2 separate regions of the Mus musculus genome follow, and region 1 is linked to region 2. Evidence: chromatin loops called from intact Hi-C (ENCODE). Cell type or tissue: heart. All regions are shown on one strand.

What was found. Hi-C counts contacts between places; a loop is a spot of excess contacts. Peaks named below come from ENCODE experiments on the same cell type or tissue, not always from the same donor. Only the 100,000 strongest peaks of a DNase experiment are listed, where the experiment ranks them.
Region 1: it touches region 2 in a loop (2.9-fold over the local background); 4 of 42 quality-filtered maps call a loop at or near these places.

What each region holds. Positions count from the first base shown.
Region 1 is chr1:62,778,035-62,780,534 of GRCm38, forward strand. The region is part of intron 12 of Nrp2 (neuropilin 2); the gene reads left to right. Among named protein-coding and RNA genes, the nearest start is that of 4930487H11Rik, 15 kb to the right of the region's middle. In heart, no CTCF peak of the experiment used is centred here; no DNase peak of the experiment used is centred here; H3K27ac peaks cover 1,752 bases.
Region 2 is chr1:62,706,748-62,709,247 of GRCm38, forward strand. All of the region lies in intron 1 of Nrp2 (neuropilin 2), which reads left to right. Among named protein-coding and RNA genes, the nearest start is that of Nrp2, 4.7 kb to the left of the region's middle. In heart, a CTCF peak has its summit at 1,046; DNase peaks (open chromatin) are centred at 474, 754 and 964; H3K4me3 peaks cover 2,108 bases; H3K27ac peaks cover 1,074 bases; H3K27me3 peaks cover 855 bases.

The DNA.
Region 1 (2,500 bases), 71 kb after region 2:
CCCCACCCCCACCCTCGCCCCCCAGGGCCAGGGCTTAGCTGGCTGCTTGTCATATTAGGGCAACTTCTTGGAATCCAAAAGAGTTCCTTCCTAAGGACCAAGGGAATTCATAAAGCAACCCTGCCCCCCACCCGACCATGCCCACGATTCTTTCAGGCACTGAGTACTTGGCCTTTCTTAGTATTTAATGGTGGTAGCCCATAAGCTGGAATATTCTACAAGGTCTTCACTTTCAGAATACATCCAAGCTTGGTACCTTGTCTGAATGTCAGGACTTTCAAGAGCTGAAGCACTCCATGAACAAGGACCCAGAAAGGGAGCATTTAAAGAGAGTAGGGTTGTGTTTCCTGGGGAAGCACAGACTAAAGGTCTTAATTGATATTCTCTCTCTCTCTCTCTCCCTCTCCCTCTCCCTCCCCCCCCCCTCTGCATCTGTCTATCTCTATCTCTTTCTTTCCCTCTCCCTCTCCTTTTCCCTCCCCCTCTCCCTCTCTGTCACTCTCCTTTTCTCCCTCTCCCTCTTCTTTTCTTCTTTCCTCTCTTCTTCTCTCTCTCCCTGTCTCCCCCTTCCTCTCTTCTCCCCCCCCCATCTCTCCCTTCTCTGTTTGTATTTGAATGCACCACAGTGCACAACCCCTGGTGTCAGTCCTTCTATCTTGTCTGAGACAGTGTCTGTTTGTTCAGTGGAGTGTACCTCAGGCTATCTCAGAAACTTCCATTCTTTTTCCCACCTACTTGTAGGGGTACAGTACAGGTGGGTTTGTAGACCTGTGGTTTTACTTCCGTCCTGGGGTCATCAGGCTTGTGAGACAAACCTTTTATACACTTAGCCATCTCCCCAGCCCCCTGGACTCCTTAACGCCTTATGAGTAAAATGCTTCTAAGTCATAGAACGGAAATGAGCTGTGTCCCATCAGGGATAGATGGAGCACGTGTGTCCACACGACAGCAGGAAGGTGTTAAACTGAATGTGAGATGTTCTTGACAGCTGGGGATGTGTCCTGGAGAACACATTGCCAGTGTGGCCTGTGGAGCCCCTTTCTGAAGGGAAGGGTGGGTGGCATGGAGTCAGGATGTTTCCACATACTTCCTCTGGCCAGTGCTAGTAGTCACATGGGTTCCCACTCACGATCCAAGACACTATCTCATTTTATTTCATCCTCTGAAGATTGGCACAGAAGACCTGTGCCAATGGGAGGGGCACATGATGGACAGCTGGGAACTGGCTGGTTTCTAAGGGAAAGCATCTTATTTCAAAGAATGTCAATGTCAATACCACCACACCCCCAGGATGAATCCTGCTTCTTTTTGTATCTTGCACTGGGTTCCCAGGTTTATGGTGGTCTTTAGTCTATGGAAGGCAGTGTGTGGCATGGCATCAGTAGCTTGACTGAGCTCTTGCTATATCCCTGTTCCCATGCAAAGTGCTCTACAGGGCTTAGCCTTACAACCTCATGCAGTAATACCATTATTATACCCAGTATACAGATGGAAAGACTAAGGCTTTCCAAGACTTAGAGCCTCCAGCCAGGATTCCACCACAGGTGACAAGGAGCCAGCAAGTTTACTCAGTCCCATCTGTGTCCAGAGCCTACTTCCATCACTCGGTAGCAGTGGACCTGGAAGCATGACCTCATATCTCTGAGCTTCAGAGGGAAAATGGGCTTGATGCGGATGGGGGCACATAGCTAATTCCAGCACTGGAGAGCATCGGGCAGGACGATCATGAGTTCAGGGCCAACCTGAGCTACTTAGCAGGGTGGAAGGGGAAAGAGAGATAGAGACAGAGAGAGAGACAGAGAGGATGAGGGAAAGAGAAAGGTGATATTCCTGGGTGCACAGGGATGGGTACGAACCACAGCTAAGGGTAAAGCCGTGGTGTGGTGTCTGTCATCTGTATCTGCTCAGTTTGATCATCCTTATCCTCTGCTTTTTTGGTTCCCTTCCTTGTGCATTTCCAGGTCTGTTTTTCCTTCGCGGTTCCTGGTTCTAATCAGGCCTCTGTCATGACAGGCAGCGATGTTTTGCAGCTCTGGCATCTCTCTGACTGATGTCCCTGCTAATTCCTTAAATTTACATATCATCTTTCTTCCCTGGAGTTCATAGCACTTAACAGACAAGTGGGGCACAAATGATTTAACTGAGTGAAATCCAGAGGCCTGCTTGTCTGGAGACTCTGCAAACCCGTGGATTAGCTCAGATGTCAGCGCTGAATTATGATCCTTCAGCTGCTCGTGCTTAGCACGCCACCAGCATTAACTCGATTCCTGCCGCGGCCCTGTAAATCATGCATAGTGATTACCAGCCTACTGTGAGAGAAGGGAGGAGAGAAGAAAGGAGAAAGACGCAGGCTCTGGAGACTGCACCAGTTGTCTGGGGACCCTTTGGCCTGGTTGAATTCTAATGACAGGGTCGGGAGATAAGATAGACCCAGATGAAAATCCTTGCAGCCCGCCATCTCACACCCCAGACACATTTGGCTTTCCCGGTTGTAACCGTT
Region 2 (2,500 bases):
GAAGATTCCCGTGTTAGCCTGGGCGAGAGGCAGGAAGCCAGGGTGGGATTGCAGCACCCAGGGCGGGGAGAGGCGGGAAGCAGCCAGGCAGCCTAAGCCGCAGGAATTCGCGCAACTCTCACAGCCTGCGGGAGCACAGTGCAGCTAGCGCCCGCCTAAGCGCACAAACAGGTGAAGAGCACGCCGTGCGGGCATCCACGTGGCCGAGACGTGGGCGCCCCCCAGCGCTCTCACCCCCATCCCCCAGCGCCGTCCCTACCGCCGCATCGATTTGTTTGGGCTACGCAGCAGAAACAGAGCTGAGCAATCCATAAACATTCTATTAGGCAAAAATATTCCCAGCAAAAGCAGAACCGAGGCTAAAGCCTCTGCTAAGTTGGCCGCCTAGGATTCCTCCAGGCCGGTCACCCTCCTCCTCCTCCAGACTAAGGACACCCCTGGATAGAAGCCTGCGGCATTTCCCTGACGCTTCCCGTTGCCAGAAAGTTAGCTCGTGGCTGCGGCTTGTCCTCCAGATCAGCCACTGCAGTCGCCTGCAGGCAGATTGTGCCTCCCGCCCCCTCCCCCCTTCCTCGCTGCCCATGCCCACGTGGGGAAAAAAATTGTTCACGACCAATGCTTCAGTTTCCCTGATTGATTTCTTTTTAATATCAACACAAGTTAATGGAGGCGAGGCAAGCTGTGATTAAACGGCTGCCCCCACCCCTCGCCTCGGGCCGCCTGCGCCCCTAGTGTGTCCCACCAGTTCCCCAAGTAGCATCAGCGTGGAGGACACGAGTGGACCGATTGTCCTAAGGTGGGTGTTGCGTGTGTGAGGAAGCGTGGAACGGATTGGGCGACACTCTGAGAATCTCCTGGGGTTGGGGGCACTGGAATCAGCTTTCCAGATCTAAGTAGCAGATACTCCCATCTGTGCCGCAGCTTCTGCGGCTCTGGTTGAATTTCTGCTGTAAGGGAAGGGACTGAACGCTCCAGTTTATTGGCGTGGACTCCCTGCTTGGCTCTCTCTACCTCCCTTCTTTTCAGTTTCTGACAGAGAGGAGAGCCCCCTGGCGCTAGCCGTTCCCCTACAGCGAGCCACAGAACTGCTCTGCTAGAGTGGATCCGCAAGGGTTTGCTTTCTACCCTGGAAGTCACTCTCTCCTTGCTGCGGGTTCTTCAGAAGGTGGCAACTCCCAGGCTTAATGTCTCCCCCCGCCCCAACCCCCAACCCCTCAGTCCCCTGAGACCCATGGCTCAGAGCCAGAAAGAAGCCAGACCCTAAACCACCTATCTCCGCCTTCCTTCTTACTCCAGGAGCGCTTTGATCTGTGGTGGTCTTAAACCCCATTGCCATGGACATGGGCTGACTCAACCTTCAATTCAACCTTCAGTCTGAGCTAGGTGATCAGATAAAAGGTGCAAATGGGCTGTGGGAGACAGGACCCCGGGTTCAAACAAATCCTCTAACAGAAGCAGTGGTAGTCCAAGTGCTTGATACCCCCAAACGACCCGTGGCCATGGATGGGTATAATCATTTACAAGTAAAACAGTAAACTCCAGGATTCTGAATAGCCTACTTAGAGCTCTGGGGACCTGTCTCCTGCCCTCATTAAGTAAGTGCCCAGTCACCTTTTCCCCAGAAGCAAGCACTGGAGGTGGTGAGGCTGTTTTTTTGCCAACTGAGTACGAAGTATAAAACAGGGGAGAGCGCCCCATAGGGCTTCACGGCAGGTCCCTACTTGTCCAGGATTCACCAGGTAGAATAGCAAATGTCCAGCAGCACCTCCAGCGCGAGTTTTTAACATCATCCCGTTGGAGTCCTCAGAGCACTCAACTGGCAAAGTGTGAGATTGAAAAGCTGCAGGGACTGGAGGCTGGGCTCTCCAGACAGGACCCCCGCTGTCTACCAAATGGCTCCAGCCCCCTGCTGTTCAATGGATAGTGGGCATTCTTCTTCAGGTTCTGTCTTCTAGGTATAAGAATAGTGAGGAGCAGGACCACCACTTCTTATGCAATGGGGCATATATGCAAGCAACAGTTATTGGGCAGGAGGAGATGGGGGCGGGGGCGGGGGGCGGACGCTGAAGTTCCCAGGTCTTCTGTATCTCATTCAACTCTTCATTAGAGCATTCAAAAGAAAGAACTGACTTGAGTGAACCAAGTGTGGGGCATTCTGAGCTGACAAAATTCAAGAGCCAGGCTCCGCAGATAGTTTTCAGAACCTGTTCCCCAAAGATCCAGTTTGCAAAGATCTTAAGGTGAGATTTTTCCTTTGTGGAAAACACAAAGCATGCTAAGTAAAATGGAGGGGGGCATTGTCCCCTGATTGTGCCTTTTCCAGCCAGCAGATCAGACCAAACCAAATTGGAAGCCCTTGTGCTAAATGCTAGCCACGTTTATCCAACTCAACGCTGAGCTAGGCCAATTTAAATATAACAAAACAGCAGAGTCACAGCAACCAATAGGAAGGAGGCCAAATCAGTTAGATTTGAAGCCCCTCTCTGCCTTAACCAGGTGA